Regions from separate parts of the Homo sapiens genome. Here all the other regions are linked to region 3. A link is an interaction called in ENCODE POLR2A ChIA-PET data of the cell type or tissue named here. Cell type or tissue: HepG2. All regions are shown on one strand. Region 1 has its middle 73 kb from the start of IL1R1. Region 2 overlaps IL1RL2 (interleukin 1 receptor like 2). Region 3 holds the start of IL1R1 (interleukin 1 receptor type 1).

What was found. Peaks named below come from ENCODE experiments on the same cell type or tissue, not always from the same donor. Only the 100,000 strongest peaks of a DNase experiment are listed, where the experiment ranks them.
Region 1: POLR2A ChIA-PET joins it to region 3 with 14 read pairs; 9 of 35 experiments call an interaction of 5 or more read pairs at or near these places.
Region 2: POLR2A ChIA-PET joins it to region 3 with 10 read pairs; 5 of 35 experiments call an interaction of 5 or more read pairs at or near these places.

The regions. Positions count from the first base shown.
Region 1 is chr2:102,065,807-102,073,806 of GRCh38, forward strand. It overlaps a transcript of IL1R1 not described here. Among named protein-coding and RNA genes, the nearest start is that of IL1R1, 73 kb to the right of the region's middle. In HepG2, a CTCF peak has its summit at 4,480; DNase peaks (open chromatin) are centred at 175 and 4,515; H3K4me3 peaks cover 774 bases.
Region 2 is chr2:102,237,102-102,245,101 of GRCh38, forward strand. IL1RL2 (interleukin 1 receptor like 2) reads left to right here. Exons shown (of 12, transcript NM_003854.4): 12 at 2,091-2,901. The coding sequence ends at 2,140. Among named protein-coding and RNA genes, the nearest start is that of IL1RL2, 54 kb to the left of the region's middle. RefSeq lists enhancers at 614-1,813, 3,668-3,962 and a silencer at 3,902-3,961. In HepG2, a CTCF peak has its summit at 3,901 (motif pointing left); a DNase peak (open chromatin) is centred at 3,850; H3K4me3 peaks cover 291 bases; H3K27me3 peaks cover 3,203 bases.
Region 3 is chr2:102,138,654-102,146,653 of GRCh38, forward strand. It overlaps IL1R1 (interleukin 1 receptor type 1), which reads left to right and starts at 4,093. Exons shown (of 12, transcript NM_000877.4): 1 at 4,093-4,367. RefSeq lists enhancers at 4,956-5,250, 5,016-5,310. In HepG2, no CTCF peak of the experiment used is centred here; DNase peaks (open chromatin) are centred at 3,768, 4,028, 4,388 and 5,228; H3K4me3 peaks cover 2,907 bases.

The sequences.
Region 1 (8,000 bases), 73 kb before region 3:
TCCCCACTTAAGGGGACTAGGGGATTGCATGTGCGGGGCAGGGGCACTGCAGGGAGCACCTGGAGGAGTCCTAACCAGCAGCACCTCACTGGTGCTACACTGCCCAGCTGCTCTCGGTGAGTCAGCACACTGTGGTTGAGCAATGCGAGCCCAGAGGCAGAGTCCAACGTGCTTTGCAGGACTTAGAGGCATTTCCCGGACTCGCGGAGACCTACCTTTCTATTGACTCTCTCTATTTTTTTTTTTTAAACAGTGGCCACCACCCTCCCCCAACCTTGTGCCTTTCCTGGAGCCCCGTCTGCTTTTTTCCTTGCATGTTTTGCACATGCTGTTGGCTTCTGCCATGTGCTTCGTCCTCTTCTCTGTCCAGTGCAGCCCTTTCTGACTTTTCAGTCCCTGCCCAGCTGCAAAGTCTTCCTTCACCCCTTGGGTGCTTTGTGCGCTTGTTTGTTGTAGTGCTTCTCAGGTCTTGTTTTATTTTCTCAATCTGATTTTTAAAGATGAACTTATTTTGTTCTAATTCACAAACAAGAAAATGCACCTGTTTTAAGTGTGCAGTTTGACGAATTTTGAAAAATGTATAGACCTGTGTAATAACCACAACAGGCAAGATATAGGATATTTCTAACCCCTCAAAAGATTCCCTTCTGCCCCTTCCTGGTCAATTCCCCTTACCCCAGTCCTACAAAATTATTGGTTTGATTTCTATCATTATAGATTTGAAGGTCTTTCCTGGAGCTTCATATAAATGGAGCATAGAGTACGTGCTTGTGTGTGTCTAGTTTCTTGCACTCAGAATGATGTTTTGGGATTCATCCATGTTGTGTGCGCCAGTAGATCATGAGCACTATTCAATTGTGTGACTGTGCCACAGTTAGTTTACCAGTTCTCCTGCAGCTTGGGCACTTTCTAATTTTGGGCTATTATTTTTAAACTTACTCTGCAGTACAGCTGTTTCATGGGCAGATATTTTTATTCTCTTGAGTAGACACCTAGGAATGGAACTACTGAGTCAAAGACAGGCATATATTTAGTTTTATATGAAAGTGCCAGCATTCCCCCCCGAGTGGCTGCAGCATTGCACATTCTCCCCAGCAGCGCAGAGAGCTCTGGTTGCTCCGCATCTTTGCCGACATTTGTTCTTGCCCATCTTCTAAATTTTAGCCGTTCTGATAGGTGTGCAGCACTCGCTTGTTGCGTTAATTTACATTCCCCTTTATCACAGTGTATTTTAATTATCTGCTTAAGAGTCAGTCTCACCCGTCAGAATTCAGTGCAGGGAAACTGCATTCACTTTTGCTGGTTGAATGAACAGTCTGAACGCCACATGGTCCTTTTCCTCACTCCACTTAAAATCAAACAGGGACAGCCGGGTGTGGTGGCTCAAGCCTGTAATCCCAGCACTTTCAGAGGCTGAGGTGGGTGGATCACCTGAGGTCAGGGGTTCAAGACCAGCCTGGCCAACATGGTGAAACCCTGTCTCTACTAAAAATATGAGAAATGAGCTGGGCCTGGCGGCGGCGCCTATAATCCCAACTACTCGGGAGGCTGAGGCAGGAGAATTCCTTGAATCCAGAAGGCAGAGGTTGTAGTGAGCCGAGATCGTGCCACTAGACTCCAGCCTGGGCAACACAGCAAGACTCCATCTCAAAACAAACCAAAACAAAAAAACTCCAGTACATCCTGGACAGATGATGCATTGGTGCCAGGTGAAGGTGGGGTGACTGACCATCCCAGTGTGCCCAGGCCTGAGGGATCTCTTGGGCTGCAGGACATTCAATCCTAAAACCAGGACTATCTTGGGCAAACTAGGATGGCTGGTCATCCAGGGAAGGTAAGGGGCCAGCATGAAGATAGCAGTGTGACATTTAGTCATAATTACACCAAAATGGGACTTTCTTTCTCTATAATTGATCTTAACTTAGCTCATGAATCCCTACTTCTGCTTATGGTGGAAAAATTCAGTTTTTTCCAGCTGGTATGGTTTGAATGTGTCCCCACCCAACTCTCACCTTGAATTTTAATAATTCCCACTTGTCAAGGGTGAGGCCAGGCCGGGCACGGTGGCTCACGCCTGTAATCCCAGCACTTTGGGAGGCCGAGGTGGGCAGATCACGAGGTCAGGAGATCGAGACCATCCTGGCTAACACGGTGGAACCCTGTCTCTACTAAAAATACAAAAAATTAGCTGGGCGTGGTGGCAGGCACCTGTAGTCCCAGCTATTTGGGAGGCTGAGGCAGGAGAATGGCGTGAACCCGGGAGGCGGAGGTTGCAGTGAGCTGAGATCGCCCACTGCACTCCAGCCTGGGTGACAGAGCGAGACTCTGTCTTAGAAAAAAAAAAAAAAAGGGGGTGAAGGGGTGAGGCCAGGTGGAGATAACTGAATCATGGGGGCAGTCTCCCTGATACTGTTCTCAAGGTAGTGAATAGGCCTCATGAGATTTGATGGTTTTATAAAGGGCAGTTCCCCTGCACACACTCTCTTGCCTGAAGCCATGGCAGCCATGTAAGATGTGACATTGCTCCTCATTTGCCTTCTGCCATGATTGTGAGGCCTCCCCAGCCATGTGGAACTGTGAGTCCATTAAACCTCTTTCCTTGATAAATTACCCAGTCTTGGGTATGTCTTTATGAGCAGTGTGAGAACAGACTAATACACCATCTCAGGGTCACTCAGGTCCTCTCAGTCCTACATATGGTTACTTAAGGGTTTGAAAGAGCTCAAGATTCTTTGCCTTTCTTCTTTTCCTCTCTTCTCTCATTGCTGCCCACAATTGGAGCTGCTTAGTGATATGGACCTGGTCACTGCACCTTGTGCTGTTGATTTCTGTGTGTCCTGCATGGGCCCTGCATGGGTCCGTGGGGCACGTGCTTTGTAGGAATAGCCCAGGAACTTTCCAAAACCCTTCTGTAGCTTGCTGGGGTGATTTGAACCTTGAGACTTCCCTCAAGCCCATCTTCCCAGGTATCCCTCCCTCCCCTACCCACTGCCAACCCCCTTGTTGCCCATCCACAGGCTCCATCGTGGAGTGGGCTTCAATCCAAGGTTTACAGTCTCTGGCTGGAGCCTGGAAATCAACACAATTTCCTCGTTTTCTCATGCCCCCTACTCCCTAACTTCCATTTCTGCCCCAACCCTAGTCATCTTCCCTCAGTGTTCATTGTGTTATGTGCTGGTTCAAACGTGTACTTCCCTTGAACAGGAACTCTCTGGTTTATGGCATAACGTTATGCTCCAGGCTCTTGATATATAAGGATATGTTCTAGAGTTCCAACAAATAAAAGCAAAAATAAAACCAAAATTCTTCTCTCTCAAGTGGCAGACTTAAAAGTCAAGGTTTTTAAGATTCACATTTTGAAAAATCAGCTTGGTGACTATGCTGGTTTCTCGACTCCATCCTGTGCTTGCCCTCCTGTCAGGGCAGTGCCCGGCGAATGCAACCTGCTGCCTTAGTGTGGGGGCAGAAGGCATAGGGGAGGATGGAGGAGAGAGTCGGCTCTGGAGTGAGGTTTGAAGGCTTACTGGAGATGTGTGACCGGAGATTGACTTTAAAGGGCAAACTTTGGCTAAGGGGGTGCGGGGGCTGGAAACCCCTTCCACAGAAGAAACCTGGCAAGAATCAAAGCACAAAGTTGGCTGCGCCTGGTGTCAGCCCCTGATAAGCAGCCTGACTGCAGGGGAGGACGTGGCTACAGGGCAGATAAGATGTAAGGGTGGCTGAGGAGGTCCCTGGGCAGTTTATCTCATACCTCCCACTGGCTTCTGCGAGCCCAGGTGGGTGCCAAGGTTAGCCACCTCCCCCAAACCTGCTCTCCTATTCGCAGCACAACCCTCCTGGACAAAGCGTTTTTCCTCAGCCTTCACCACCCATGGAGGAGGTGTGATTACCTCTATTCACAGAAAGGAGACTGGGACCCAACCAAGGCAAGTCATTTGCTTCAGACCACAGAGCAAAGAATCATTCTGTCATTCCAGAAATATTTGTCAGGCGCCCCTGGTGTGTCAGGTAGGTGCACCTTGAACATTTGTTTAATTTGTACTTAATAACATTTTCAAGAGGACATTACCTCCTTAAGTGAAAAATCTGTGAGGAGTTTTCTATCTTTCTAAGTCTTTGTGGCACACTTATCACATGCATAGTACTATTTCTCAAGTTACCCAGGCACACACAGATGTATGGCTTTCAGGAAGCCATACATCTGTGTAGCTCTGAGGCCCAGCCTTGTTCAACACTTCACTCAGAAGAATTGCTGGCCTGATGACCAACAATAATTGTCAACAACTTAAAACTTCATTGACGGCTCCTAAAAAAAATCAGTGTGCATGTGTGTGTGTATGTGTGTGTGCGTGTGTGTGTGTGTGTGTGTATGAGTGTGTGTATAACATTCATTACTGCAAACTGGAATGGAGTGGGGCTGGAAGGCAGCCCAGAAGCAAGGCTCAGAGCCTGGAGCTGCTGACCTCTTGGGGACACTGCAGCCCTGGCCTGGCCTACTTTTCTCTTCTCCCATATCTGGAAAATGAAAGTAGCCTGACGTATCCGGGGACCCGGCCCAAGACTCCACCCATTGGCAGCTCTTCACTTGTATCTTTTCATATCAAAAATGGGAGGTGACACCCAGTTTAAGGAAAATTCCAAGGCATTTGTCTCGACTAATGTGAAAGATGATTACAGTGGCCAGAGGACTGCCAAGGCTCCTTCTCAAGCTGCTTGAGTCAATGAGGGTAAGGTTTTAAAGGGCCCGCCCTGGCTTCCTTGGGCCTGTAGTTTGTGACTGTGTCGTTTTCAGAGTGGGAAGGCCCAGAGTTGGCCCCATGGAATTCTTTCTGCTTCTAGGGTGTTTGAAGAGATAGAAAGCCAGGGTAAGGTTCACCGAACCTCCAAGCAAAAATAAATTTCCAGAAGGGGCCCCTTTACTCTGAGGACATTGAATAGCAACAAAAACTACCACTGAAGAGTCATTTTGTCCCAGGCCCTGTGCTGGAAACTTTGAACACCTGTGTTCACCCCTCCCTCATGACACTCATGAAGATATACCATGGCTGTCTTTATTTTCTAGGTGGGAATCTCAGGCTTGAGGGTTGGGGTGGCTTGGGGAAGGTGTGTATCTAAGAGGTAGCTCTTATTTATTTTTACTTCTAGAGATTAAGACACATTCTTTTTCAAGATAGACATGGAACTGTCAAAAAGGATTAAAAGTTAAATAAGGATAAGGTTATGTAAATTGATCTTATGTAAAAAAAAACACTAAGATATTTGAAGACTAGGCATCATTATGTGTTATATCATGATTTTTAAAATGATGCTACCAAGAGTACTTCAGAGGTCCAAAGCTGAAATATATTTGTATACTTATATATATAAAGTAAGGGATACTTATTTAAAACCTCAAAAAATCAGAAGTATGTAAAGGAAGAAATAAAAGCTCCCTCTTCCCTTCTGATTCTAATTTATATCAAATTTATATCTCTATCTGTAGCTCAATTTGCCTTTTTAACTAAATAGGGTGATATCACACATATCATTCCTTAACACTTTTCTCTCTTAACGACTTCTAATGGACATCTATTTGTGGCACTGTATATAGGGCATACTTTCTTGAAAAATCCATTGCATGGTATTTTATTCTTGAATAAATCACTTGCATGGCATTTTATTGTAAGATTGTGTCATAATGTATTTATTCAGTTCCCTGGTGATGGCTTTATCATGTGGCTTTTGGCTGAAAGTATCAGAAAGTGGCCCAAACTGGCTTACATAAATTTACCATCTCATGTAACTGAAGTTCAAAGAAAGAGTGGCTTCTGAGTGGGTTCCATACTACTAGCATAATATTTGGCATTTCCCTGTATGTCCCCTCCTCTGTGTGTTGGTTTTGTTTGAAGATTCTTTCCCTTTATGGTGGCAAAATGGTTTTTGTAGTGGCACCAGGCTTTACAACCTCTTGTGAGGGAAGAGGGAGAAATGCCATGCCTTAATGTGCCAAGAAGGAGGTGTGAGATCCACCCTGGTTGAACCCCATGGTGCCGGTGTCCTCTCCTAGACCAGTGGCTGCCAAGGGCCATCTTCCGAGGAAGCACCTGGACTATACATCCTCCACAATGGGCCCTTAGAATTGGTCCATATTTTTCAAAATTGCAAATAATGTGTAAAATCATTGTACTTGGCCGGGTGTGGTAGCTTATGCCTGTAATCCCAGCACTTTGGGAGGCCGAAGTGGGGGGAATCAGCTGAGGTCAGGAGTTCGAGACCACCCTGGCTGACACGGCAAAACCCCGTCTCTAGTAAAAATACAAAAAAATTAGCTGGGCATGGTGGCCTGTGCCTGTAATCCTAGCTACTAGGGAGGCTGAAGCAGGAGAACTGCTTGAACCCGGGAGGTGGAGGTTGCAGTGAGCCGAGATTGTGCCATTGCACTCCAGCCTGGGTGACAGAGCAAGACTCTGTGTCACCAAAAAAAAAAAAAAAGAAAAAAATTCGTACACTTTACATATAGCACTGTTTACTTGGGCAATTATCTGTTTAGGATAAACTAGAAATAATATTGCTAAGCCAAATAGAATATAGGTTTTAAAAGTTTGGCGCTTTATCCTCCAAAACAGATTTTAATAGTTTACACTTGTAATAGATGTACCTGGTTTCTTATACCTCACTTACTGGAATATTAGAAATCGTTTAGTCTCTACCAAAACATGGCATTTTTCTATTATCTTAATTCACATTTCTTTGGTTATTAGTAATCTTGAACATGTTTTTCACGTCTATTGGCTTTTTGCTTTTTGCTTATTGCTTTTTGCTTCTTTCTTTTTTCTTCTGTGGACTGTTTATTCATGTCTTTTGCAGTATTCTCTCTTGGATTTGTGAGAATTGTTTATTTATTATAAACATTAAACCTTGATTGGTAATACATGTTGCAAATATTTTTCCCTAAGTTTTCATTGATTTGCCAAACTTAGTTTTTTTTTCCAAGTTGTCTTTTCTATGCAAAAGTTTTCGCTTTTTTGTAGGTGAAACTATGAGAAATTTTCCTTTACCATTTCCGAGTTTAATGTCATGCTAAGTCCTTCCTGTCTTGGGAAGATGTGTTCACAGCCCACTGACTGAAGGCCCTTCCCGGCCAGTTCTGAGCTTGAGCTGAGTCAAATGTAAACAGCTCCTGGGGCTGTGGGTATAGAAACTCCCTTTCTCTTTGGGTCTGGAATACCATGATGCCTTTTCCCTGTCCTCATTTTTCTTAAATGTTTTCATTTAATCCAGGCATTATGTACTGGGGGATCAACTATTCGCAAAACTCAGTAAAAGGCGGATTCCCAAGGCTCCACTTTGGATGCAGTAGGTCTGGGGCCAAAGCATGTGAGAAAAAAAGTGTCAGCATTTATTCATTCCACAGCTATTTCATGAGGGTTCAGGGCATCATTCTGGGGACCACGGATACAATACGGTGAACATCATAGACAAGGTTCTTATTCTCATGTAGCCTAAATTCTACTGGGGGAGATGGATAATAGGTGAACAAATAAACAAACAAACTCATCTGGCACCAAAAAGTCCACTAGGCAAAGTGCTGACTGTGAAGAAAAGCTGGGGTGGAAAGAGAGGCCATGGCCCCTGCAAAATGGAATAGGAACAAAGATTTAATCATTTGCCTCTGAAAAATCTCAGTGATGAGTTCCTTCCCTCCCTTCCCTCAACCTCCAGTGTAGAGGAGACTGATGATGATTGACAGGGAAGCACTGGTGGCTTCTCAGAAGTCCATGTGCCTCTTCCACTGCCTTAGTCACCCCTTACTCTGCATTTTCACAGAATCTCAGTGAAATTGCTTAAACCTCTGAGTACCTGAGAGATACTCAGGGCTCTTTCTTGGATGCCAAATAGATAAAATATTGACTCTTAAACATATGTCTGAATTCCTCTTGCCTTTCCAAGGTAGGAGACCATACCATACTCATTTGACAGCACCATTTACGGTCAACAAATCTCTAAGCTCAAAGAAGAGA
Region 2 (8,000 bases), 98 kb after region 3:
GCACACCCTTCAGAGAGGACACGTCCCCGTACCTCTCCCACTCTCCCCACACTGTGGCTGCCTCTGGCTGCCTCCATCCTGCAGAGGGAAATGGCTGGGAAGGAAGGGGGAAGGGTGCTGAGATGCCCTCAAATCTGAATGGGGTGGGTGTATTCCCCAAATCCTCACCAAACCACGAGCCAGTGACCACTCACCCTTTGCGGTCCAGATCTTACTGCCCCGGGGTTAGTCAAGTGGCCAGAGGTGGTGCCCACTGCCCTCAGGGGGTTTCCTGGCGTGGCCTGGTCTCACATGCACTCCGCAGAAGGAAGGACGAAGCGTCCTCAGCCAGCCCGCAGCCACCCTGCCCACTCCAGCACTGCAGGCAGCCTTCAGAGACCAGCCCAGAGAAGAGAACGGCAGCGAGTGAGGGGACAGAGTGCGGAACAGATCAGTAATGCCCATTTTCCTCTTGGGTGCAATAGGAGAAACAGCCTGTTTTAATTAAACTAGCGAATCCTCCATGAGGAATAACGACTCTCATGTTGGAGAGAGAAATCGAGATGCAAAGAAACTTTTTAAAGTTCTACTAATTCCTAATGAAATAATAGGGATGCAATGCAGCAAGAATACAAATAATTGAAGTAGCCTGGCATCACCGCTGACATGTAGGCAGGTTGGCAGGTAACAGCTCCGCTCATGGTCTCAAGTCCAAATTTGTATAAGAAAGGAGGTTTAAGAGTTCAACGGCTAAGGGACAAAAAGGTAGTTTATGGGAACGCTGAAGGCCACCCTCAATTCTCTCCCGTTTCTCCAGCTGGGCTTGGCGCAAATATGAGGTCAATGGGGTCCTATCCCTAGCCCTTGGGGGTGGGCTCCAGAATTCTACTCCAAGCAAAGTGAAGTCAGTTTCCAAGGAGCCAGTGTGCCTTCATCACAGGCCAATTTATAATTTAATGATTCACAAAGTTTTTTAATACTATGAATTAGCTGTAAACCCTCATCACTCCTTTCCAAGACCCTGGCTTGAGGGAATTAGAGACCCCCCTGGGAATCCCCAGGGACTGACCTGGAGGTAGGGCTGCGAGCGGAGATTGGACCAGAGAGGTGAAATACAGGTGCTGAGTCGCTGGGTTACCTTTACATTCACCTTCCCATAATGACTGAGTCAGCCACAAAACCCACTACCTTTGGTATCTCCCCTCAAATACCCTGAGTCGGCTCATGAGAGAGGCCCTGGGAAAGACCCAGTCACATTAAATAAAGGGACCGGGAAGGTGTGGTCTTTCCCCGGAGGACCAAGCAAGATGAAGATATACATGTGAAAAGTGCTTGGCAAACCGTGGGATGCCATGAGGAGCTGGCCTGCCAAAATATGGAATGTGCTCAGGGAGCCTCAGTCCCCAGGGCCCCCCACACCCATCAGCACCCCATAGTGACGCAGACCACTTCCTGCCACGTCATGGTTGGTTGACCTTTCCTCGGCACTTGGTCCTGTTTTTTATTTATAAACTTCCCTCTAACACATGCTTGTTTGGTATTGATCTGGGGCTGTGTAAAGTGGAAAATTCCTTCCTGGTTTCCTTGAAGAACAGAGGCTGTTCCAGATGAGGTCTGGAGTGAGCTACAGAGGGTGATGCTGGCTTTAGGAGTGGTGGCTGCTGGGTCTGAATGTTAGAGGCCACACATCTCCAGTAGTAATATTATTCTGGGAGATGGGAACTCTGTGTGTGGATGTCCCCTCCCATACACCCAGGAACTTCTGAGAAATGCTGCTGTTCACTAATACAATTCCACCCTCATCTCCCAGGCTGTCCCTGGAGAGGAGCTCTCCACTTGAGAAGGACCTCAGAGCCCTGGCTCTTGTCATCCAAATTCACCTTTCCTCTGGGGCTCTTATAGGAAAGGTGAGAGTTGACACTGCTCACCTGTGATCCTCTGGCATAACCACCTTGCAAAGATAACCCAAGAGAAATGGAAGCCTCAGGGATATACCACCAGATGAACTGACGGCAAGGTGGAGGTTTTCGCATTCCCATGGCAGGTTTCCTTATCAGCCCCCATCTCCCACCACATCAGAAAAGGAGTAAATAGATCTTTCCTGATTTCAGGCCCAGAACTAGGCTCAAGAAGAAAGAAGTGTACTCTCACGACTGGCTAAGACTTGCTGGACTGACACCTATGGCTGGAAGATGACTTGTTTTGCTCCATGTCTCCTCATTCCTACACCTATTTTCTGCTGCAGGATGAGGCTAGGGTTAGCATTCTAGACACCCAGTTGAGCTCAGGCGTAGAGAAGAGGAGGATGGGATAAGAACTGGGGCCATCCCCATGTCATGGTGGGTGAGAGCTGGGGCCATCCCCGTGGTCATGGAGGGTGAGAGCTGGGGGTTATCCCCATGGTCATGGAGGGTGAGGGCTGGTCGGGGGAGGCATCCCCAAGTCATGGTGGGTGAGAGCTCGGAGCATCCCCATGTCATGGTGGGTGAGATCTGGGGGTATCCCTGTGTCATGGTGGGTGAGGGCGGGTGGTCATCCACATGGTCATAGTGGGTGAGAGCTGGGGGTATCCCTACATCATGGTGGGTGAGAGCTGGGAGCATCCCCATGTCATGGTGGGCGAGATCTGGGGGGTATCCCCACGTCATGGTGGATGAGAGCTGGGGGAATCACCATGTCATGGTGGGTGAGATCTTGGGGGATCACCTGTCATGGTGGGTGAGAGCTGGGGGGATCACCTGTCATGGTGGGTGAGAGTTGGGATTCATCCCCATGTCATGGTGGGCTGAGCCCACATGGAAGCCTGTGCTTGGACAGCGTATGCCCTTTTCTCTGTTTTTCCACAATGAACAATTAAACTGTAAATGTTAAAAATATCAGTAATTTGTGAAATAAATTTTATTCTCATTTGAGCAACATAAATCACAATTTTGTTTGTTTACCATGCCTGTCAAAATCACAAACATTTTCTTATCAGTTTAAATAATGAAAACTGATTTCTGCTAAAATCATCTGACAATTAGCTTGTCAACATTCAAATATTTTTCACCTTAAATCCACTACCTTCGTGGTGTGGTCCACTGAAAAGTTGGGCAAAACCCAACCTGTGATTGAGGCTATAGAGAAACATGAGGGTCATGCACAATAGCTTTTTTTCCCCACACTTAGTAGATGGACTGTTTCTCAGTCTGACAGCCACCAAAGCTTTATGTCCTGATGAATATTTTCGTCCTCTCATCCTCTCTGATGGCCTCATTTCTCCAAATTTCTTCTTCTCCTCCTTTTTTTTTTTTTTTTTTTTTTTTTTTGAGACAGAGTTTCGCTTTTGTCACCGAGGCTGGGATTACAAGCATGAGCCACCGAGCCCGGTCAAGGCTTTCATATTTTTAAAACTTTGAAGTACAGTGAGAAACATAATTTAGTAAGCAACTCAGTATGCACACACGGAATGGAAAAAGCTCTGTTCTATGTTATTTGTTCTATTTTGTTCAAGTCTAGCTCAATTTTTCAAAATGCTGGTCACAGCTCGCCAACTTGTTTTAATAACCAACTTATGCCTTTCCACTGCAATCTGGAGAGCTCAGCCTCTCAGGCTGCTGGTCCCCCTGTCAATCACGATACTTTGGCTACTTTGCTTTCTTCAATCAACAAGGCTTTATCAAGAACTTATGGCTCTTTTAATTATCTGACTTCCTGGTCAATCAGCTTTGTTTGTGGTTTTAAATGACCACAGGATAGTAGAAGTGAACATAATTTCCTGCCTGTGTAAAAGGATGACATCAAGAGGAAAAGAAAGCAGCTCACTGGGTGAAGGACCTTGAGAAAGAGATGAACATTTCCTCTCTTGAGACACAGGACAAACAAGGTCACGCCTGAGCTCGGCAAACAAGGACTTCGGTGCCTGCCTACGGCGCCATTGCGCCCTCTAGTGGCTGCTGAGGAACCGCTGTCCAGCCCGAAGCTCACAGAGCCCCGTTCAGGCTGCCGCAACCTACCTAGGCGGCCAGAATGGAGACTTACAGGTGGGCGGGCATCCCGGGGTGCACACATTACCTTCTCGGGGCTCTCCAACTTAAGGCCAAGGATATCTTTCTTCTTTTTCGGCTGCTGAGAAGGTGGAGATAGTGCCATTTTCGAATGTGTTCCTAACTCTTGGGCTTCTGAGACTGTCGCAGTCTGTCCAAGGGTGGTGAGTGGGGATCAGCAGGCCCTGTTTACTATGTGCTCGCAAGAGGGGACTGCGGTCATAGGGATTTCAGAGAGGTGGCCCTGGCGTCGGGCCCCTGGACTCCAGTCACAACTCAACCACTTGCTGAGGGAGTATGCTAGCTAAATCCCTCTTGCAAGTCAAAAACCCTGTGCCCCAGTTTCTTCCTCTGTAAAAAAGGGATAATACAATGTTGGTATCCTTATTGCCCACTACAAAAAGGGCCAGAGAATATGAACAGGACATTTACAAAGTAAGGATTAATTCGTACAAAAGCCCGGTGAACGGAAAATGTGTGTAACATCACAAATGATCTGATGCCGCCAGGTAGGGGGGCATTTACCATGTGCCAGACAGACCCTAAGCTAAGCTCTTTAAGTACATTATCTCATTAACAGTCAATTATCCTATATCCTCTCCATTTTAAAATGAAGAAAGTAAGTGTGTAAGAGATTAGATAACCCACCCAGGGGTAACACAGTTGTTAGACATGGCCCCAGGGAAGTGTATCACCGGCTGGGTATTTCACGATGTTACAGCATTCCTTTTAAATTGTTAGGCATGATAATGGTAGCATTGTTATGTTTCTAAAAGCATCTTATGTGTTAGAGGTGACATACTGAAACATTTGTGAATGAAATACTATGATGTCTCGGATTTACTTCAAAATAATCCAGTGCAGGGAGTGGTGGAGGACATGAGTTTGTGAAACAAGACTGCCCATGAGTGAAGTTCATTCATGAAAACATAGAGCAGTTAAAAAAATTTTTAAAAACAAAGAAACTCGCAACCCTCAGACACTTACGCAAGTCTGCTGTGAAATAAGACATCCTGGCTATTCTGAAGAGCCGGATGAAACTAAGGATGGAGATTTTTGTTTTGCTTTCAAAATATAAACAGCTTTTTCCTCCCTGATTATTTGCTCATTGGGTAAATTTATGAAAACAGGAAGTTATAAAAATATTCATTATCCTTTTGGTGTATATATGAATATTCACATAGATTTGATCTTGCAATACCAATCTTAGATTTATGAATTGCGTTAGTCAGGGTTTTCTAGAGAAACAGAATCAATATGACTTTTATATATATACAAAATTAAGAACTGTCTCCCATGATCATGGAGGCTGAGAAGGCCCACAATCCACTCTCTGTGGGCTGGAGACCCAGGAAGGCCAGTGAAATATTTCTTTAGTTGGAGTCCAACACCCTGAGAACCAGTGGCGCTGATGATATAAATCCCGGTCTGAAGGCAGAAGATGAGATGGTTCAGCTCAAGCAGTGAGTGAGGCAGATCTTGAAAAGGGGTGGAGAAGAATTCCTCCTTCTTCTGCTTTTTGTTCTATTCAGGCCTTGAAGGGATTTGGATGATGCCCACCTGCTCTGGGGAAGGCTCACTGTCTTACTGAGTCCATTGATTCCTGCGCTAATCTCCGCTGAAACACCCTTACAGACACGTCCATAAATAATGTTTAATCTGGGCATCCTTCAGCCCAGGCAAGTTGACATATAAGGTAAACCATCACATGGATGTTTAGGTTTGTTCTATTTGTTACTTTTACAAACAAAGTGCATTCATCTGATCATTTGCCTTAGATAAATTACTGGAAATAGAAGAATTTATCTTTTAAATAGATCTATTTATATCTGATCATTTGATGCATTCTTCCAAATTTCCCTCCAGAAAGCTTGTACCAGTTGTGACTCCCACCAATGCTGGCTGAAGATGTCAGAAAGCAAAACCTATTCTAAGGTGTCCCAGGCTCAAGCCTGAGTTCCTAGTTTGGTAATGACACTGGGGAATTTCTTGTTTTATATATTTTTTGTGCATTTCAAAAGAAATGATCAAGAAGCTGTGATGGGATGTTTTTGGTCTTGAAGGACCTAGTAATACACTTCTCTGTTTCAAGGTGTGGCTGTGCAATTCCCAGCCCCACTAGTCCCCTGTCTTGTATGTTTATCCATTGTACCTTCTCTGCTGCTGGTGATTCTCAGTAGGGCACGTTCTCAAGCAGGCCTCCCTAGGGGTGGATGGTGCCATTGCTTCCATCCAGTTGGATGGATCCTAAAAACTTAACAGGCCATAACACAGGGGTGGAGAAAGCTCAGAGCTCCAAACAAAAGGGGAGAACCATCTGGCCTTTCCCAGTACCTACTCTAGTAGAGCAGGTTAATTAAAAACAGAAGCAACCATAAGACCTGACTGGTGTTATCTCTTTTCCCAGCCCCAACCAAGGCAAAACAACAAAAAAAGCCCATACTGAGACTCAGGGTCTTTTGTGTTTATGATTCCCATGTGTGTGGTCCCAGAGAGAAAGAGGTTGGAGGAGGCAGGGGCTTGAGGTCAGCAGGCTGCAGTGGAGAGCTGCTTTCCTGTGAGGAGGCTGAAGTCCCCTAAAACGAAGAGAAAGCTTGGGATGTTGGGCTATTCCCGACCCTGCTTTCATGTCACTCTCTCTGATTTCATTTCACATATCACAGTTGACAGGGCATAGATACTCTCGAGACTTTTTTTTTTTTTGAGATGGAGTCTCGCTCTGTCACTCAGGCTGGAGTGCCGTGGCATAATCTCGGCTCACTGCAACCTCCACCTCCTGGGTTCAAGTGATTCTACTGCCGCAGCCTCCCAAGTAGCTGGGACTACAGGTGCATGCCACCACACTCGACTAATTTTTGTATGTTTAGTAGAGACGGGGGTTTCACCATGTTTGCCAGACTGGTCTCAAACTCCTGACCTCAGGTGATCTGCCCACCTTGGCCTCCCAAAGTCCTAGGATTACAGGCATGAGCCACCACACCAGGCTCTAGAGACATTTCTAAAGGGGATGCTTGGAATCTTGAGAAGCCTGTAGGTCTTCTTGTAGGCAATCAATTATCTGCTCATTGAAGTAAGAAAGCCAAGTACTTGATTGGGGGCAGGTGGGTGGGCAATGGTAGGACATTTACTCCCAGACCCCATGCTTGAAAATCAATTCTCTTTCCAGTTTTCCAACTTTTCTGTTTTAAGCAACATCAGTCAGGTGTCAGAATGCCCACAAAGCTTTTCTGATTGAATGAGTAATAGGTAGGCTCTATTTTATTCTGTGTGAAAATTAAGGGTCTTTATCTCTCAGCTCTTACCATGGCCAATAAATAAATGCTTTGGAAGGTACAGCTGTGGCCTTCTCTGGAATTGAGGACCCTCAGAACACTGCTGGCACCCTAGACCTTCCACAGAGCTTGGCCCAATGAATGAATGATGGGAACTTGGACGCAAGAGCAATGGTGAGATTTGCTCGGGTCTCTCCTGCCCAAGTTAATTTGCATATCTGTTGTATGGCTTCCAAGCAAGGTAAGGACAATTTGGCCTAATTTTATTTGTATCTATAATCCAACCTAGGGGTTTGAAGGACAAATATCAAACAGTGGCAGATTTCTGTTTCAGTGTTGAGCACCGGGTGTCCCTTCAGGCCTTGTTCAAGGCAGCTCCCAAGAGTCCAGTGGGCAACCTAGTGTTAGGAGGTTGCCTGTCCCATCTCTCTAGGGTATGAGACCAAAAGATGGGCTTTGTTTGGTTTCCTGGAAACCTTGCCTCTGTGAAAGAGCATTCAGGGATCTCAAAGGACCAATCTTGTACTTCCCTCCATGCCACCTGTCTACCTTCCAAGCCAAAGGTGCATGGTAGCCACTTTAGGGGGAAATGAGAGAACTCAGGTAGTCATTTAGCCATACTATTCAAAAGTCCCAAACTGGCCTTTTGTAGTTTTGTTGTCACCTTCTGCCACTCATTGAACACATGGGCCTCCTATATAGATACAGAGGTGAGCATAGAGGC
Region 3 (8,000 bases):
GGCGAAATGTAGATAAGAAAATAGTTACTTGAAAGTCAGCAGATGGAAAATGTATGAGAGGAGCGATAAAAAACCTAGGCTGTAGAAGGAAGTCCATCTAGGACAGTGGTTTCCAATCTTTGTTGTGGTTCTGTGAGAGTTTACTGGCAGTGCCATAAATAACAAAAATATGTGTAGCAAATTAAGAATCACAGAGGCCCTCTGTGCAAAAATGTAATTTTCTTTATTTCTTTACAATTGAAGCCAACTAGACTTAGGAATTCTCATTTCCACCTGATGGTAGAAAAAGATCTCACTAATTTAGAGTTGTTTTGTCCCCACTGGTTCAAGACTCAGTCTCTCTGGGGGTAGTAACACAATCTCTTCAGAATTCTTTCCTTCCAAACCCTGCATTTGTTTTTTCTGAAGGATCAATGGAGTTCTTTGGGGGTGGTGGGGCTAAAGTGGACCGAGCTGAAGAATGGTTGTCCTGGTGTCCCGGGAGGGGTTCTGGTCCATGAGTTATCCTCTGTTCTTGAAAACTTCAGCTAGGACCATGCTTGTCCCATCAGACTAGGTCCAAGGGCTCTTTGGTCTTCTTAGCTTCTGCACTGCCCCCTTTGAGTGTCTGGGGACTCTCAGCTGCTTTACTTGAACACTCTGGGATGCACTGGACTTTTCTCAAGGCAGCCTGTCCTCAGGCCCAGGCATATCTGCTGCCAGGCCTGCTGTTTGGCTCAGGCCATGTTGGACACGGGGGCTTTGCTATGACCCTGGTGGTGTCCAGAACTAGGCTGGGAAGCCAAATGGCATCCCTCTCTTCCAGTCTTCTCCATCAACCTCTTCAGTCAGGAGGAGGCCAGGTGATGCAGTTTGGATATTTGTCCCTGCCCAAATCTCATGTTAAAATGTAATCCCCAATGTTGGAGGTGGGGGCTGGTGGGAGTTGTTTGGATCATGGGGGTAGATCCCTCATGAATGGCTTGGGCCATCCCCTTGGTGATAAGCGAGCTTTTGCTCTGAGTTCACATGAGATCTGGTCATTTAAAAGTGAGTGGCACCTCCCGCACCTCTCTCTCGCTTCCTCCTGCTCTGGCCACGTGACGTACCTGCACCTCCTTCACCTTCTGTCATGATTGTTAGTTTCCTGAGGCCTCCTCAGAAGCCCAACAGATGGCAGTGCCATGCTTCCTGTATAGCCTACAGAACCATGAGAGAATTAAATCTCTTTTCTTATAAATTTCCCAGTTTCAGGTATTTTTTTATAGCAATGTAGGAATGGCCTAACACACCAGGATTTCTCTTATTAGGTGGTGCTGAAGAGTGGAAGCTCTGAGTCACTCCTCAGAAACCTTTCAGGGTCTAGTAAAGAGCAGCTCCCTCCCTCTGCTTCTCCCCTTCCCACCTGCTGGTCAACTCTGTTCCTTGGAGTGGGAACAAAAACAAATAGCTTTACATTACCATACATTCTTCTGTACTCCGTGGTTTATGATGTAAACCTTATGGTCTAAGTTGTCCAATACTTTGGCTTTGGAGGTTCAAGGAAAAAAAACATAAAATACTTCTTCTTTCAAGCCTAGCCTTAATGTTTATAATGGACAGTCTTTCAAAATGTCCTGCCACATGGGCCATAGGAGATGCTTTATTTTTCAGGCATTGGATTATGTTGTGTTGGTCAATATGATTTTGTTTCATGTGCATTATCAGAAACTCTTCCCAAAGAGGGTCCTGGGATCTGATCAGCTAGACAAGTGGAGGAGAAACTGAAAACCCTCAGGGGACAGGGTCTCAGTTAAGTCTCCTGAATGATAAGCATTTCAGAGGTGGGAGGGAGACACCCCGGAAGGTGTCCAGAGGCTAACAATGCTATTTCTGTTTCTTGTAAGTTTTTGTCCAAGATGTGGGCCATTGGATTGCATCACTAGCATACAATGTCAGTGTAAGCAGTAGGCTTTACACTAAAGCATGTTGATGTGCTCAGAGCATTTTTGTGGTGCTGAGACCAGAGCAGATAGGGATACAGGGATGACAGTCTCCACCTTACGGAAGCCTCCTACCCAGGGGATGGAGTGAGACAGGCAGGCACACCAGTTATCCAAGGAAAGGAAATAAAGGGAAGGAGAAAGTCAGTGAAAGTGGTCAGGATGGCTGAGTGAGGGAGAAGGTGACTTGAAGGTCCCAGATAGAACAGTGGTAATAAGGTGAGAAAGAGGAGGTCTTCCAATTCCATTTCTGTGTTGGGCGGGTGTTTGAGAGTCCCACCTGGGTCTAGAGGCCTGCATGTCTAGCAGGACACTGGGTAGGAGTGGCTGAACGGGGACAACACTTAAAAAAGACAAAAATTACGGATTTTATTTCTACATGGTTGCACAAATCAATTTCACTTTCTACTTGTAAACTGCTTAAAAACCTTCATTATGAAAATGGAAGGACGAATTTATGTTCACCATCATAGTGCTTCTGGGCTGGTTCCACAGCATGGAGCCAGGCCCACCTGCTGTAGCTTTCAGAACTGCCATTTGGACACGTGGTTGAAGCAGCCTTCAGTTGGAGGATTCACAGTAATGGCATCACTGTGGGAGCTTAGAGGAACAACTGCTTGCAACCCCAGCTGCACTGGAATTACCTGGGAGCTTTAAAAACACTGCCTTTTGGGCCTCAGCCCCAGAGACTCTGACGTGACTGATCTGAACACAGGAGTGTCATGTCCTCCGGTGATTCTGAGTGGAGTCAAGGCTGTGAGACCTTCTGCTGTATAAAGGAATATTGAGAGCTGGGATTGTTAAGGAATTCTCTTAATGCTACGTCACTGGCCTCTGATGTAAGCCTGCTTTCTCGAGGAAAAGGAACCATAAAAGCTTCTGGAAACAGATTGTTTAAGAATGAGAAATTGTCATCATGCCAGGTTGCAAGACAGCTTTTAGGGCAGATGAGCTTCTGCTGCTCATTCCTTCATCTTTTCCTCCAGCCTGGATTTGTCCGGGGGCAGCTGAGGCTCAGGTTACCTCAATTCTTGAGTTTCTGAAGAGGCATATCCAGGGGTGGGTTACGAGAACAAGAGCCTGCCCAGTCTGAAAGGGATGCAGGAAGGGGCGGTGTGTACTAGAAGGAAGGAAGCTATCATCATTTATTAAAACTCTTCTTGGAGGATGGCCCATGAAGACCTCCAAACAAGCTGGAGGGGCCAGTCACTTGCTGAAGACTAGCGAAGTGGAGGGGGAAAGCCCGAGGGAGCTGCAGACTCGACCACTGCGCCCTCCCCTCCTCTCCCTGCAAGGAGCCCAAGGTGTGATCCTGCCAGGCGTTCGTTCGCTGCATGACCTTGGCCATCCTTCCATTCCCCTGGGTGTGAATTCTCATTGGCAAAGTGAGCTGGTGGGCATAAGTGGGTTTTAAGTTTAAAAATTTAAAAACCCTGTCTGCCCCCAAGTGTGGTATCAAGATTTTATAGTATGACACTTAAATTGCTTTTTTCATCCGGGCGCGTAACAGCAACAATGAAACCAGCAGATAACGCGTGAGTAGTATCAGCTCTGGGCCTGGCACTATTTTATATGTATTAGCTCATTTTTTTTAAAAAACTGTTTTCAACCACTCCATGAGATGAGTGCTCTTATGATCCCTTTTTCACAGAAGAGGAAACGGAGGTACAAAGAAATTAGTGCACAAAGCCAGTCGGAGAGAGCCCCTGGCCAGGCACCAAGCTCCAGAGGTCGCTCTGGCGAGCGTTTGCTTCGGGATCTGATGCCCTGGAGTCGCCAACTCAATTCGCGGGTCGCAGCCAGGCTCCATGGGGGTAGTAGAGCCAGGTCGTAGTGGCTAGGTGAGTTGTCTCAACTAACTCTAGTGGAGCCGCCGCAGCCCTGGAGGAGCCGGGCCGCGACTCGAGAGCGCCCGGCAGCTCTCCAATGCTTTGGAACCGGCGGGACCCCTGCGGGCTACCCGGGGCAGGGCGGTGTCCGCAGGGGTCTGTCCAGCCGCGCCTGCTCCTCCGGGTGGAGAGTTGGGACACCCGGCCAGCTCGCTCGCAGCCCGCGGACTGGCCCAGCCGAGCCGTCTCCGCCCGTTCCCCGCCCCCGCAGCGGCGGGGCTAGAGCCAGAGCCGCGCCCGGCAGTTCCCGGCCGCGAGGGCGGGCGCAGCTTGTGGCCGGCGGCCGGAGCCGACTCGGAGCGCGCGGCGCCGGCCGGGAGGAGCCGGAGAGCGGCCGGGCCGGGCGGTGGGGGCGCCGGCCTGCCCCGCGCGCCCCAGGGAGCGGCAGGAATGTGACAATCGCGCGCCCGCGCACCGAAGCACTCCTCGCTCGGCTCCTAGGGCTCTCGCCCCTCTGAGCTGAGCCGGGTTCCGCCCGGGGCTGGGATCCCATCACCCTCCACGGCCGTCCGTCCAGGTACGGGGAAGCTGGAGCATCCGGGGACTAGGTAGGGGTGAGACGGACCACAGCCTTGACACCTTCGAGTCCCCCGCTCTGCAGGACGCCGTGAGCGTCCTCCCTAAGTTGCACTTGGTTGTCAGAGTGTGTTGTGTAAGAAGGGGATGGCGGTGAGGTCTGCGTGTGTGTGTTTCTTGTGTGGAGCAAGAGTTAACGTTGTTCAGGTCGTTTGAAGGAACTTGCCAGTTGTTCTGGAGGGGGGTTCTAGGTAGGTGTGTGACTTCCCGTGTGAATGGCTTTCAGGTTTTCTATCCGGCTACGTTCTACAGGTTCAGGAGCGTCCCTCTTAGAGGTTAGGCTCAGGACCGTCAGTCTCCTTAACAAGGTAAGGGCTGAGGCCTTAACCACACTGGGGAGGGTAACTTGTTGCCCCTCCAGATAAAGGATGGTGCTAGGGAATGTAGCTACAAGCAAGTAGGCGCTGAGAAGACACTCATTATTTACAACAGTCATGCCCAGCACTTTACAGTTTATAAGCCCTTGACAGCAACTGGTCTTTTACCCTCCCTACAGTCTTGTGAGGAGGGTGCTGTCATCACCCCTGTTTTACAGCGGGGGAAGCAGAAGTTTAGGTGACCAACTTGTTGGAGGATGATGTCCTGAAGGAGGGTAAGACCTCTGCATGCAGCCCCCCTCTGTCTTCCCTCCCACTCGTCCTGCCTGCCAGGGCTTTCTCCTCTGCACTGCCGGGAGGAAGGAAGGCCGCTGGGAAGGCACGCAGATGCTGGCTCCTGCTGGGCTGTCTCTCCACTGCCTTATCTTTGGGGCAGGGTAGCTTCTCAGATGGCCACATTCCTGTGATTTAGCTTTACATTCTAGGAACTGAGGCAAGGGACACCATGAACTTGGGCTCTTGAGGTCATGGAGCAAGGGTCCATTCGTCACGGGAATGTGATGGATGTCTCAGTCGCTGCGGTTTGGTGCCAGGCTTCTGGACATTGAATGTATGAAACAGAACTCCATGACTATTGATGAGCTGAGGAAAGCCAGAGGTGGCATGGGGACGTTCACTGTCCTTTTTGCCATCCAGTTTACCAAGCGGCTATTGGCATTGTTTTCTTTCTCAATCCCTTCTAATTTATTGTGTGATATCTCATTTGATATTTCATTTAATATTCTGTATTCATATCCGATGTTAACGTTTATGCTAGACAGAAAGGTAGAGCCTTTGAGAATGGGGTTTGCTGGGGCAGGGGTGTGGAACTCTGATTTATTTTCAGTCTCTGGCTAGCTGCCAAGCTGCTGTGTGTGAAGCGTCTCCTGCACCCGTCCACTCTCATGTGGCCTCCATGCTGTTCAGGAAAGGATATTTGATCTGAATTCTCACATGACCTTGGCAGGCCCAGAGCAGCACCCCCATTTCTAATAGGCCCTGCTTGTATGTCATAATGTGACATCAAGTTTTTTTTTTATGGTTCTGAAACCTGTGACATCTTTTGAGTCAACCTCTCACCATTGTTGAAACACTGCTTAATAGTAGATTCACTAATTTATTAAAGATTTATTGACTATCTACTATGTGCCAGGCACTGTGGTGAGTGGTGGGGAGACAGCGGTGAATACGACAAGTGAAAACCTCTGTCCCCTTATGGACATGAGTCTTCTTGGTAAGACATAGGATGTCAGCAGTCTCTCTTCAAAAGGGGGGTCTTTGAAATCCGCCCCTTTGTACAAGGGTGTGGATGCACTGGCTACCTAGAGGACACCACTCAGCAGCCCCAATGGAGAGGACGAGGAGATGATGGGCACAGATGTAGCTCTGTGGTTCCCTAGAGAATCGCAGGGCTGCTATTCTCCAAGTTTGTGGTGTCCCTTGCCTCAGTTCCTAGGATGTGGAGCTCTAGGAGGTGGAGCTACACTCTGTGGCTTGGCCATGCACAGGGACCAGGGCAGATGGAAACCCTGTGGCTGGGATGCATCAGTGCGAGCTGAGTGTCCACCTGCAAGCTGGGACATTATGGAGAAGACATCTCAGTAATAAGAGAGGCAAAGCTGGACAATTGCGGTGAAACTACCATAGCATAGTGGGTGGAGAAGTACAGAGATCCTTATATTCTTATGCTACATAATGGATATACTAGGTTCTTGCCATTTTAAAAGAAGTTGTCAGGGGCACCTGTGGCTCACCTGCCATGGCACAGCTCCAGGATGCTACCCATCTGTTGCCGTGAATGGGTGCTTGGTTTGCATTTTCTTCTTCTTGAGGTTGTGAGGTGGGCTGGTGGCACAAGACAAGGATCTGCACTGTCAGCAGCCTTTTTCTCCTCTGGTTGTCTGCTGTGGGTCCAGGAAATGCTGCTGGAGCCTCCCGGCCATGCCTAGTGCAGGGAGCATGTGGGAAGCCCTGGCCCCGAGTTATCTCACCAGGTACTGAAAGGGGCTGGAGCTCTTTAAGGTCCCAGTCGCCTGCATGTTGGATTCTGTGCTGTCTCCTCTTCATGCACATCCAGGAGCTCACACATGGCGGCACGATGGAGACACCTATCACTTCCCAAGAGGACTCATGCCCACGAGCGGACAGGGGGTCTCATAAATTAAAAGTAGGGTAAAAGGAAAACAAGAGCGGAGATGAAGTGGAGTCTGAAATGAGGCTTGACATGTGCAGTGTAAACCCTGATGACCTAGATGCTGCTAAAGTTACTCAAGTGGGGCCGTGAATGTGGAGGGAAGCCTGAGTCTTAGCTCTGCCTGCACCTTAGCACTGCCTGAAGCACTCAGGGAAATGCCAGGACTGGATGCAGAGCAAACAAACTAGCATCTCTGGAGGCGTGCTGGGCACGGGTATTTTCAAAGCCCCCCAGGTAGCCAAGGTTGACAACATAAATACATAAATACTCTTTCCTGTAGGCAGTGGGAAAGAGGAAACCCTGCAGGGCACAGCCAGCAGTGTCTTCAAGATGAAAGCAAAGTGCTCAGGAAAAAAAGCATTCTTGGCACAGAGAGAAGTGGGAAGTTTCTTTTAAAGATCCCTGAAAAAGAGGTGAGAATAGTGAGTTTTCGGTGGTCTCTTGAAATGACCCTCCCTGTAAGCACAGTTCGGTAATCATGGTTCAGCGAGCTGTGAACAGGAAGAGTCTAGCCATGCTGGTCTCTGCACATTTGGCGTCCCAAATGTGAGAACTCATAGATCCCTGAAAATACAGCCAATGACTAATGACTAAGAGTTAAATGAAAAGTTAGATGGTGTCACTTTCCATCAGTGGGTCTCACCTCATTAAAACCCAACACCCCCCTTAATGCAAATATTTTAAAACACCCCTTTTATAATTTTGAAACGATATAATAAAACTTATCTACAACATAAGTTTAAAAAATCAATGTAATACTTAGATGTTAAGGAGAAATAAAAGCAATTTGTATTAAAATTATGCATTTCAGTGTGCAGATGCTTGAGCTAAGCTGAACTACAACCTAGTGAGGTGAGCCATTGCTTTCTATAGTCTGCAGGACAGCTGGCATGGGGTGGGAACAGGTGAGTCTCAGTGGCCATCCAAATGCCACTGAAGGATGAATGACTCTCGGTTAAGGTCTTGATGGTAGCCAAAGGCCATTCTTCTCTCAATTTTCACAGTGATTGCATTCCTGAAAAAT